Regions from separate parts of the Homo sapiens genome. Here region 2 is linked to region 1. A link is a contact called in ENCODE Hi-C or POLR2A ChIA-PET data. All regions are on one chromosome and are shown on one strand. The core of a region is the stretch at or near the end of the contact, and the rest is flanking DNA. Distances in the headings are between cores, read along the strand shown. Region 1 has its middle 5.2 kb from the start of CYP8B1. Region 2 holds the start of NKTR (natural killer cell triggering receptor).

Region 1 (5,823 bases), core at 1,683-4,182:
TGAAATTAGGCCAATTAATAACCCTACAATGGCATCTAAGTGTTCAAGTGTAAGGAAGAGCTGCGCTTTAAATCACTTTAAATTTCACTTTAAATCACAAGCCAGAAATGATTAAGCTTAGTGAGGAAGGCCAAGATAGGCTGCAATCTAGGTTTGTTGCACTACACAGTTATCCAAGTTGTAAATGCAAAAGAAAAAATTTCTTGAAGGAAATTAGAAGTGCTACTCTAGTGAATACATGAATAATAAGAAAAACAGCTTTATTGCTGATATGAAGAAAGTTTTAGTGGCCTGCATAGATCAAACCAGCTACAACATTCCCTTAGCCAAAGCCTAATCCAGAGCAATGTTTTAACTCTCTTCAATTCTATGAAGGCTGAAAGTGATGAGGAAGCAGTTGGAGAAAAGTTTGAAGGTAGCATAGGTTGGTTCATTAGGTTTAAGGAAAGAAGCCATCTCTATAACATAGAAGTGCAACGTGAAGCAGCAAGTGTTGATGAAGAAGTTGCAGCAAGTTATCTAAAAGATGTAGCTAAGATAATTGATGAAGATGGCTACACTAAGCAACAGATTTTTAATGTAGATGAAACGGCCTTATATTGGAAGAAGAGACCATCTAAGGACTTTCCTAGAGCAAAGTCAATGCCCTGCTTCAAAGCCTCTAAGGGTAGGATGACTCTCTTTTTAGGAGCTAAGGTAGCTGGTGACTTTCAGTTGAAGCCAAAGCTCACGACCATTCTGAAAATCCTAGGGCCCTTCAGAATTATGCTAAATCTACTCTGCCTGTACTCTATAAGTAGCAAGGCTAGGTGTGGTGGCTCGCGCCTGCAATCCCAGCAATTTTGAAGGCTAAGGCAAGTGGATTGCTTGAGCCCAGAGCTTGGAGCCCAGCCTGGGTAACATGGTGAAACCCTGTCTCTACAAAAATTAGCCAGGTATGGTGGTGCATGCCTGTGGTCCCAGCTACTTGGGAGGCTGAGGTGGGAGGATCACCTGAGCCTGGGAGGTTGAGGCTGCAGTGAGCCAAGATCATGTCACTGTACTTCAGCCTGGACGACAGAGTGAGACCCTGTCTCAAAACAAACAAAACAAAGCCTGGATGGCAGCTCATCTGTTTGCAGCATGGTTTACTTAGGCCCACTGCTGAGACTTACTGCTCACAAAAAAGATTCTTTTCAATGTATTACTACTCATTAACAATGCACCTGAGATCTCTGAGGAAGATGTTCGAAGAGATGAATGTTGTTTTCATGCCTGCTAACACAACATCCATTCTGCAACCCATGGATCAAGGAGTAATTTCAACTTTTCAGTCTTAGTATTCAGAAATACATTTCGTAAGGCTATAGCTGCTGTAGATGGCGATTCCTCTAATGGATCTGGGCAAAGTAAATTGAAAACCTTATGGAAAGAACTCACCATTTTAGAGCCACTAAGAACAATTGTGATTCATGGGAGGAGGTTAACATATCAACATGAACAAGAGTTTGAAAGAAGTTGATTCCAACCCTCATGAATGACTTTGAGGGGTTCAAGGCTTCAGTGGAGGAAGTCGCTGCAGATGGGTGGAAATAGAGAATTAGAATTAGAAGTAGTGCCAGAGGATGTGACTGAATTGCTGCAATCGCCTGATTGAACTTGAATGGATGAGGAGTAACTTCTTACGGATGAGCTAAGAAAGTGGTTTCTTGAGATGGAAACTAATCCTGGCGAGGATGCTGGGAACACTGTTGAAATGACAATAAAGAATTTAGAATATTACATAAAGTTAGTAAAGCAGCAGTAGAGTTTGAGAGCATTGACTCCAATTTTGAAAAAAAGTTCTATTGTGGGTAAAATGCTATCAAACAGCATTCCATGCTACAGAGAAATCTTTCCTAAAAGGAAGAGTCAACTGGTGCGGCAACCTTGATTGTTGTCTTATTTTAAGAAATTGTCACAGCCACCCCAGCCCTCAGCAACCACCACCCTGATCAGTCCAGGGTGAAGACAGGAATCACTGAAGGCTCAGATGATCATTAGCATTTTTTAGCAATAAAGTTTTTTTTAAAAATTAAGGTATATATATGTATTTTAGATATAATGCTTTTGCACACTTAATGGTGTATAGTCTAAACATAATTTTTATATTCCCCGGAAACAAAATTCGTGCGACTCATTTTACTATGGAGGTTTGAAACCCAACCCGCAATATCTTCGCGGTATGGCTGTAATTGTGACAAATGCTGCAAAGAAGAGCAGAGCATGAAGGGAGGTGGCAGTCAGGAAGGCCACACTGATTGGGCCACACTGATTCAGCGGAGGCCTGGAGGACCACAAGACCCAGTCAATGTGTGTTGTGTGTGGTGGAGGTGCTAGCGGCCGAAGAGGGGTGCTGGTCAGGGGATGCAGCAGGGTGGTCCCAAGGTACCGAGAGCATATCCACCCTGGGGCCAATGAGCCCAGGGCACTCGGAGAAGGGGGAAGAATCTCCACAGGGTGCAGAACCGGCAGGCTCTGTGCGGGTTAGGACTTTGACACATCGGTGGCACTGAACCCCTCTCACGCCAGCCGGCCCAGCCACGCTTGTGTCCGGGGCCAGCCCACGGGGGCCACGCAGGGCTGCCGGATGGACAGGCAGGGAATACGGGCTCTTCCTCGGGAGGAGACTGGCTTGCCCCTGGGAAGTCAGCCCACGGGACTGCCCTCCTCTCCCTCCCGAGGGGCTGGGGACCAGCAACTCAAGCCAACACCGGGAGCGGGCGGCACGTCCCCTCCTCGCCCCTTCGGTCCGGGAACTGTCAGGGGCCGGGGCGGGGTTACGATGGTGGGCTAGGGGGCCAGGTAGGACCAAAGACACACGGAGGCGGCCTCCGGGACAGCCAGAGGGCCCGCGGGCGCTCGGGAAAGGGGCGGGTGCACTTCCGGCCCCCGAAGCCTCAGCGAGGGAGTCTCCGGGAGGCGCGGCGGGGAGTAGGCAGTGTGTTGCTGACCTCTGGCGGTCGCTCTGCGGCACTTCGCACCTTCTTTGTGCTCAGGAGCGGTGAGTGTCAGTTCGGCGGCTGAGCCCCCAGTAAGGGCGTGGTTCCGGGCCAACGGGAGGACGTGCTGATGGCGCTGCTTTCTTCCTTCCCCACCGCAGCTGTTTCCGACTCGCGCGCTGAACCCACCACTACCCCTCGGCCCACGCCCCTGGCAGTTTTCACGGCATAAGCCCGGCAAGAGCATCATTTTGGTTGTCCTGGGGGGTTTTGGGGGTTAGCTCCTTTATTGCTAACCTCATTTGCACATTCCATGGTGGGCAGGACAGTGGATTGAGTTTTTTACACTGGGCCCTAGTAGTTCCATGTTCCTGTCTGATGTCATGACTTCTCATTCTATATATGGCCCAGAATTTTGAGCAACTGGGCACTGACCTGAGGATTCTATTTATCTGCTGTGGTTCCTTTACTGGGGTTCTCCGCTGTGGGTTCTCTAGTCCGGATGCACTAGCTCTTCCCTGAGTCTTGTTTGCCCCTTTTTCTAATTCTGGATGATATTGACTGCTCCCCCAGTATGTGCCACCTCTTGCTCACTGCCTCGCCCCCAGCAGTAAGTAGTACCATTGAAATGGAAATACAGGGGAGAAATTATTTCACCCTGCCTTTAGAGCAGGTAATAATCGTTTCACTTAGGGCTTATGTATGGCTCCTTTTTGTTTCTTTCTAGCTTTCCAGGTTCCTTCTGTTTTTCCTGGAGGGGAAGGAACCCCCTCCATGGCAGCCTGGGTTCTTGACAGCCTGACTCAAGGGTCACTATGCTTACTGCTAGCCTGAATCACATATACCAGGTTGTCGTAGAACCAGTGTAGGACATAAAAGGCAAACCTGGGTTCTTGTCCCAACTTTTCCACCAATTTATGGCATGACCCAGAACATTTTGTTTTACCCTTCTGGACCTTTATTCTGATGTGTCAAAATAAGAGGTACTGAATTTGACGTACTCGCCAGCAGTGAGATGCTATTATAAAGGTATTGGGTTGTACATTCACTAATTTGCCAAGAGATAACGAGGGCATATAGTGTGAGAGGGTGGAGGGATAGGGTGGGAATTGGAATGATTGGCATTGAGCTTCTAGCCAGGGGATGGCTCTATGCTGATCATTTCCATCGCCACCAACACCATCACCATTCTTATTTTGAGAACTTACCTTGAGCTAATATTACACGAAATTCACGTATTTTGCCATCTAACCCTTATATCAACCCGGTTCAGAGATTCCGTAGAAGAACTCACAGGACTCAGAATACAGTTGTAATCATGACTAAGATTGATTACAACTGGATTGCTGGTCCCTAGCCCCTTGGGAGGGTGGGGAGGGCAGCCACGTGGGCTGAATTCCCACGGGCAAGCCAGCCTCTGCCTGAGGAAGAGCCAGAATTCTCTGCCTGTCCATCTGATGGGATACATAACCAGATCATAAGGGAAAAAGACATAGGTGGAGTCTGGAGGAATCTATGTGCAGGATTCCGAGTTCTTTCTCCCTGCCAGGAGAGATCACACAAAGCTTACTCCTCCTAGCAATGGAAACGCAGCAACATATGTGCCATGTTTCTAACTAGGGAAGCTCAAAAATTAGTCAGTGCCCAAGGTTTTTATCGGGGGACTGGTCATGTAGGCACCTTCTGCCTAGCACATACCAAAATTCCAGACTCCTAGAAGGAAAGCAGATATTCATTATAAATCATGTTTGTACAAATAGTCAAGGCATAACGAACTACTCTTATTGGTTAAGTGTTGACTGGACGCACTTTGAAAGTGAAGTTCCCAGACACTAGCCAGGGGCCTACCTTGCAAGCAGGCCTTTTTTTGGGTCTCTGACTTGCTATGTTAGTGATTTTATGCACCCAACCATATGAAGCAAAAATGCCCTCATTTTACAGAGGAGAAAATTGAGATTTCAAGGGCTGGTAACTTGTCTAGAGTTGCACAACTAGCAAGTGGTACAACCAAGAGTCTAATCACTCTGTTTACTTCAGAACTTCAGCTCTTCATCCGCTGCCATATTGCCAGTCCCAGGGCCTTCCTCAAGTCCTTTGTCTTTGTTCTTTCTGCCTGAAATGTTCTTTCCTTAGCTATTTGCATGACTGGTGATATGGTTTGGCTGTGTCCTCACCCAAATCTCATCTTGAATTGTAGCTCCCATAATTCCCACCTGTTGTAGGAGGGACCCAGTGGGAGATAATTGAATCATGGGGGCGGTTTCCCCATACTGTTCTCGTGGTAGTGAGTAATTCTCATGAGATCTGATGATTTTGTACTGGGAAACCCCTTTTGCTTGGTTCTCATTCTCTCATCTGCCACCATGTAAGACATGCCTTTCGCCTTCTGTCATGATTGTGAGGCCTCCCCAGCCACGTGGAACTGTGAGTCCATTAAACCTCTTTTTCTTTATAAATTACCCAGTCTCGGGTATGTCTTTATCAGCACTGTGAAAATGGACTAATACAACTGGTTTATTTTATTTATTCATTTTTTAAGAGATAAGATCTCACTATGTTGTCCAGGCTGGCCTCCAACTCTTGGCCTCAGGCAATCTGCCTGCCTCAGCCTCCCAAGTAGGTGGGACTACAGGGATGTGCTGTATGCCTCGCTTGGTTTCTTTCAATTATTCACTGCCTCAACTCAGATTACACCTTATAGAAAGGCCCTCCCTGACTACTCTATGTAAAGTAGTCTCTTTTTAAAGTACTTTGTATCATTAACCTATTTTAGTTTCATCAAAACATTTATAATTATGTGAAATGATCTAGTGTCTTTCTTTATTCTCTATATCAATTTTCATCCAGTCGCAGTGGCTCACAC
Region 2 (5,946 bases), core at 1,357-3,856, 280 kb before region 1:
ATCCAAAATAATTGAAAGCAGGTTTCAAAGAGGTATTTGTACACCCACATTCATAACAGTACTATTTACAACAGCCAAAAGGTAGAAGCAATCTAAATATCCACTGACATATGAATGGATAGACAAAATATGATATACACATACAATGGAATATTATTCAGCCTCAAAAAAGGAAATTCTGACATGCTACAACATGGATGAAATGGAAGACATGCTGAGTGAAATCACCCAGCTACAAAAGAACAAATTTTTTTTTTTTTTTTTTTGAGACAGAGTCTCGCACTGTCACCCAGGCTGGAGTGCAGTGGCGCAATCTCGGCTCACTGCAATCTCTGCCTCCCGGGTTCAAGTGATTCTCCTGCGTCAGCCTCCTGAGTAGCTGGGATTACAGGTGCCTGCCACCACGCCCTGCTAATTTTTTGTATTTTTAGTAGAGACGGCGTTTCATCATGTTGGCCAGGCTGGTCTCGAACTCCTGACCTCATGTGATCCACCCGCCTCAGCCTCCCAGAGTGCAGGGATTACAGGTGTGAGCCACCGCACCTAGCCTACAAGAACAAATATTACATGATTTTACTCACATATGAGTAGACAAATACTAGAGTAGACAAATTTACAGAGAGAAAGTAGAAGGGTGGCTGCCAGGAACTTGGGAAAAGAGGGAAATGGGGAGTTACTGTTTAATAATACAGAGTTTCAGTTTTGCAAGATGGAAAATGTTCTGTGGACGGATGGGAGGTACTGAGGGTTGTACAACCGTGTGAAATACAGTTAATGCCAGCGAACTGTACACTTAAAAATGGTTAAAATGGCAACTTTCACATAATGTGTATATATATCTATAGATCTATAGATATCTAGATATCTGTAGATCTATAGATCTATAGATAGATTTTTTTTGTTTGAGACGGAGTCTCGCTCTGTCACCCAGGCTGGAATGCAGTGGACCGATCTCGGCTCACTGCAAGCTCTGCCTCCCAGGTTCACGCCATTCTTCTGCCTCAGCCTCCCGAGTAGCTGGGACTACGGGCGACCGCCACCACGCCCGGCTAATTTTTTGTATTTTTAGTAGAGAAAGGGTTTCACCGTGTTAGCCAGGATGGTCTCGATCTCCTGACCTCGTGATCCGCCTGCCTCGGCCTCCCAAAGTGCTGGGATTACAGGCATGAGCCACCACGCCCGCCCATGTAATGTGTATTTTATAGTTTAAAAAAAAAACTTATAAAATAGTGTGGTACTCAGACACAGATCATTGGAACAAAAATCCAGAAACAGACCCACACATATATGGTCACAAGGCGAAGGTAATTCAATGTATAAGAGTCTTTTCAGGCCGGGCGCGGTGGCTCACGCCTGTAATCCCAGCACTTTGGGAGGCCGAGGCGGGCGGATCACGAGGTCAGGAGATCGAGACCATCCCGGCTAAAACGGTGAAACCCCGTCTCTACTAAAAATACAAAAAATTAGCCGGGCGTAGTGGCGGGCGCCTGTAGTCCCAGCTACTTGGGAGGCTGAGGCAGGAGAATGGCGTGAACCCGGGAGGCGGAGCTTGCAGTGAGCCGAGATCCCGCCACTGCACTCCAGCCTGGGCGACAGAGCGAGACTCCGTCTCAAAAAAAAAAAAAAGAGTCTTTTCAACAAACGGTAATGGAACGACTGTATATCCCAATAGGAAAATGTTGACACTTACTTGACAACATAAGCAAAAATTAATGATATTAGATCATATCATAGACTTACACGTTAAAGACTATGTAAAACATATATGAGAACACAGAATATCTTCAAGAACTTGAGGTAGGCAGAGATTTCCTAGCACAGGAAAAGCACAAACCATTAAAATATAAAACTGACCAATTGACTTAATCAGAATTAAAAACTTCTTTGCCAAAAACGTCAAAACAATGAAACGACAGGCCCAGATTGGGAAAAAGACTTCGCAATCATTTATGTAACAAAAGATTTTCATTCAGAGCATACATATATCTAACAAAACATTTGTATCCAGAACTGTTAAACACGAAGGACCAGATTTAAAAACGGGCAGAAGACTGGAACTGAAACTTCACAAAAGATGCAGAATGGTCAGTAAGCACAGGACAAAAACGGTGCCAGTGACGCTGGTGCCAAAGCGGGAAGGAACGCATTCTTCAGCCTAAAAGACCTAACAGTAGGACACGGACATAACCACTCCCGGCCAAAAAGAACACAGAGCAACACAACGTCTTGGCTAACGAAAACTCAAAGCCTCAATTCACTCAGTTCCTTCACAGCGCTCGGAAACAGAGAAGTCTCGCGGTATCGGAAAATGCGCGGCGCTCACAGCCACACCTGACGAGATGGAGGGCGCAGGCGCATCCACGGCTTTCAGATTGGGCGACTGACTTCAAAGGGGGGGGCAAACAGGGAACGCGCAGGTATAGGAGCGCTGGCTGGAGGCTCCTCGAGAGCTCCCCAGACACGCCCCCGTGCGTACGCCCCCGTGCGTACGCCCCCGCTGCCGCCACCTTCGGTTGACCACCCCCATCTAGACTGTACTCTCGCGGTATTTGTCCCGACTCTCGCGGGGTTTAGCGTGGCATTGGGAGGCCCGGCCTGGGGGAGGAGACGGCGTTCCGTTAGCGGCGTTGGGGTTTGGCTGCAGTGGCAGTGCTTTCTCTTCTGCTCACGGGGACCCGCTCAGGCTGGAGGCCAGCCAGGTGAAGAGCTCGCCCGCATGCGTGCGCGCTGCGTGGGAGCCGCGAGGCCCGGGGCGGGAGGGGGCCTCGTCTTGGCCTCCTGCGCTGTCGCGACGGGCCGGCGTGAGGCACCGTGGCGCGGACTTCGTCTCAGCCCCGCCCTCGCCCCTGCCCTCGCCCCCGCCCTCGCCCCTGCCCTGACCGCTTTTCTCCCCCTCTCTCCCAGCTCTTGCCGCCACCTCGGTCGCGATGGGGGCGCAGGACCGGCCGCAGTGCCACTTCGACATCGAGATCAACCGGGAGCCGGGTGAGCTGGAAACTGGGGAGCGCTGCTGGGGCCGAGGCCTGCCTTGGCGAAGGGGAGGGGTCTACCCTCAGCAACCCTCCCCCGGCCTTTTTGGGAGCGGGTAGGAGGCGCAGGCAACTTTCCGTTTTCTCTTGAGAGAAAATCAGTGGGAGAGGAAGGTGGCCTGGGCACACCCCTAACTCGCAGTCCGGGCCTCTTCCTGCCAAACCCCACACACCCCGCTGCATCTCCGGACTGAGTCCTCGTAGCCAGCCTGGCGCCAAGAAAAGGAGGTGCAGTTCTTTGAGGACTTTTTCTCTCCCAGTGTCTCCGTGAGGCAGACACTCCCGATCCGATTTCCGGTTATCTTGCTTGGTGCTATGAAGTTTCAACTAGTAGGAAATATTGTGTGTTTCCTAATCACGATATATCACTAATATGTTAATTTTGCCTCTATTTTTCCTTAAGAATCTTTAGCTAGAATTTCGTGGTTCCTGGGAAAATGGCTTAGTGAAGATCTTTTGTGATAAACCAGAGCATTTTGTACCAGCAGAATTGCAGCATGCATGCACTTAGCATTAATGTTTGTCTTTAGGGAATCCAGACATTTGTTAGTGTATTTTTTTTAAATGAAACATTTCCTTCTAAAGCATAGTTATTTCATTCTAAGTAGCAGAGCGTGCAGGGTTTCAAACTGTTTTCTTAGCTTTTTTTGTTATCCGTGACAAAAGTTTTAATTGGAGACATATATATATGTGTTGTCTTTGTGCAACATCTTGTTCTGCATATTCTTATGAGAGCCTGCTACTGTTCTAGGGTCTGGAGATAGAGCAGCGCATAAAACAAAGGCCTCTTCCTTTTATAGTTTATATTCTATTGGGGGGAAGACGGACAACTAGGAAAAAAATAACAGTGACTTGTAGTTGGGATACTATTTTAATAAGTTGGTCAGACAAGGCCATTTTGAGAAGATGAGATTTAAGCAGGTATCAGAAGGAGATGAAGTGAGCCGTATTTAAGAAGAGCATTCGTGGTAGAGGGAAACAGCACAGCCCTGAGGTGAGGAGTAGTATACAGTCAGGCGCCAAATGACATTTCTATCTTTAACAATGGTCTTATATATAATACCTTTTTTTGGTAACTTTTTAATGTTTAGCTGTGTTTAGATATACAAATACTTCATTGTGTTAAAGTTGCCTACGGTATTCAGTGGAGTAACATCCTGTACAGGTTTGTAGCCTAGGAGCAAATAGACTATATAGCTTAGGTGTGTAGTAGGCCGTACCATCTAGGTGTGTTTAAATACATTCCATGATGTTCACACAATGACGAAATTGCCTAATTACACATTTCTCAGAATCCGTCCTGGTTATTAAACAATGGAGGACTGTACTTGCATGTTTGAGGGACAGCAGGGTGCCCAGTGTGGCTGGAGTAGAAGAGGAAAGAGAATAGTAAGAAATGGCCTGTAGGACTGACTCAGTGAGGTAGGAAGATATTAAAGGGTTTCGAGCAAAGGGATGAGATAATCCTGGAAATTTGGTTGCCTTCTCTCTCTTTTTAATGTTTTTAGCCTTGATTGATCTTTTTTTTTTTTTTTTTTAAATAAGTGTTACTAGAAAGCCTTGATGGACCTTAATCTTTATTTTGTAGTGAATCCATGCTTTAGATAACAGGGTTATTTTCTATTAAGAATTAAAAATAGCTCACGCCTGTAATCCCAGCACTTTGGGAGGCAGACGCGGGTGTATCATTTTGAGGTCAGGAGTTCGAGACCAGCCTGGCCTACATGGCGAAACCCCATCTCTACAAAAAATAAAAAAATTAGCTGGGCATGGTGGCTCTCTTAGTTTTTGCCTGTAGTCCCAGCTATTTGGGAGGCTGAGACTGAAGGACTGCTTGAGCCTGGGAAGCAGAGGTTGCAGTGAGTAGAGATTATACCACTGCATGTCAGCCTGGGTGACGGAGTGAGACCCTGTCTCAAAAAAAAAAAAAAAGAAAAGAAAAGAAAAATAGTAGATTGCTGAAGAGTAGAAGTATGACCAAGCATGGTGGCTCATACCAGTAATCCCAGTACTTAGGGAGGCCCAGGCAGGAGGATTGCTTGAACCCAGGAGTTTGAGACCAGCCTGGGCAATATAGCAAGACCCTGTCTACAAAAAACAATTTTTTTTTAATTAGCCAGGCATGGTGGTGCTCACCTGTACTTGGAAGGGTGAGGTGGGAGGATGGCTTGAGCTCAGGAGTTTAAGGCTGCCATGAGCTATGATTGCACCACTGCACTCCAGCTTGGTCAACAGAGCAAGATCTTGTTTCTAAAAAAAAAAAAAAAAAAAAAAAAACAGCTTAAGAAAAAGTACAAATAAAAATTTCTGTAGTTAAGTACTCCTTTCCTAGTAAATGTTCAGATCCTAGATTTGCACATAACCTGTGTTGTGAAAAATCTCCAGAATATGTTTGACAAATGTTCAATGAACCTCATTCCTCAACATCCAAGGCAATTCATTGTGATAGATGTGTAGATGTGATTAGCACTCTTGAGAACGCCGAATCATATAAAACAAGGAAATGCAATGCTTACATTGTTCTAGGTTTAATCATTTGATAGTTGGAAATTTCATATGGTTCAGTCTTGTGAAATAACTAGCACTTTTTGAGTATATTAACTAAATAGTGGATTTTACACAACTTTTTTTTTTTTTTTTTTTTTGAGGCGAAGTCTCACTTTTTCACCCAGGCTGGAGTGCAGTGGTGCCATCTCGGCTCAGTGCAACCTCCGCCTCCCAGGTTCAAGCGATTCTCCTGCCTCAGCCTCCCTAGTAGCTGGGATTACAGGCATGTGCCACCACCCCTGGCTAATTTTTTTGTATTTTTATTAGAGACAGGGTTTCATCATGTTGGCCAGGCTGGTCTGAACTCCTGACCTCAAGTGATCCGCCCACCTCGGCCTCCGAAAGTGCTAGAATTACAGGTGTGAGCCAC

The links. Hi-C counts contacts between places; a loop is a spot of excess contacts on that map. ChIA-PET counts read pairs that join two places held with the same protein, here RNA polymerase II (POLR2A). Pooled maps may share reads with other maps.
Region 2: a pooled map shows a loop between it and region 1 (11-fold over the local background). The contact joins the promoter of NKTR here to the enhancer-like site in region 1. A Hi-C loop is called at or near these places in 9 of 50 pooled maps. POLR2A ChIA-PET finds 5 or more read pairs at or near these places in 2 of 52 experiments (Caco-2 and H1).

Annotation. Positions count from the first base shown.
Region 1 is chr3:42,878,184-42,884,006 of GRCh38, forward strand. No RefSeq gene overlaps it. Among named protein-coding and RNA genes, the nearest start is that of CYP8B1, 5.2 kb to the left of the region's middle. RefSeq lists an enhancer at 2,794-3,088 and a silencer at 3,127-3,176. Within about 2 kb of position 2,933, at least 23 of the 41 ENCODE cell types and tissues checked have a DNase peak (open chromatin) inside an H3K27ac peak, as active enhancers do.
Region 2 is chr3:42,598,080-42,604,025 of GRCh38, forward strand. It overlaps NKTR (natural killer cell triggering receptor), which reads left to right and starts at 2,607. Exons shown (of 17, transcript NM_005385.4): 1 at 2,607-2,699; 2 at 2,905-2,985. The coding sequence starts at 2,928. It also overlaps a transcript of SEC22C not described here. RefSeq lists a silencer at 2,701-2,910.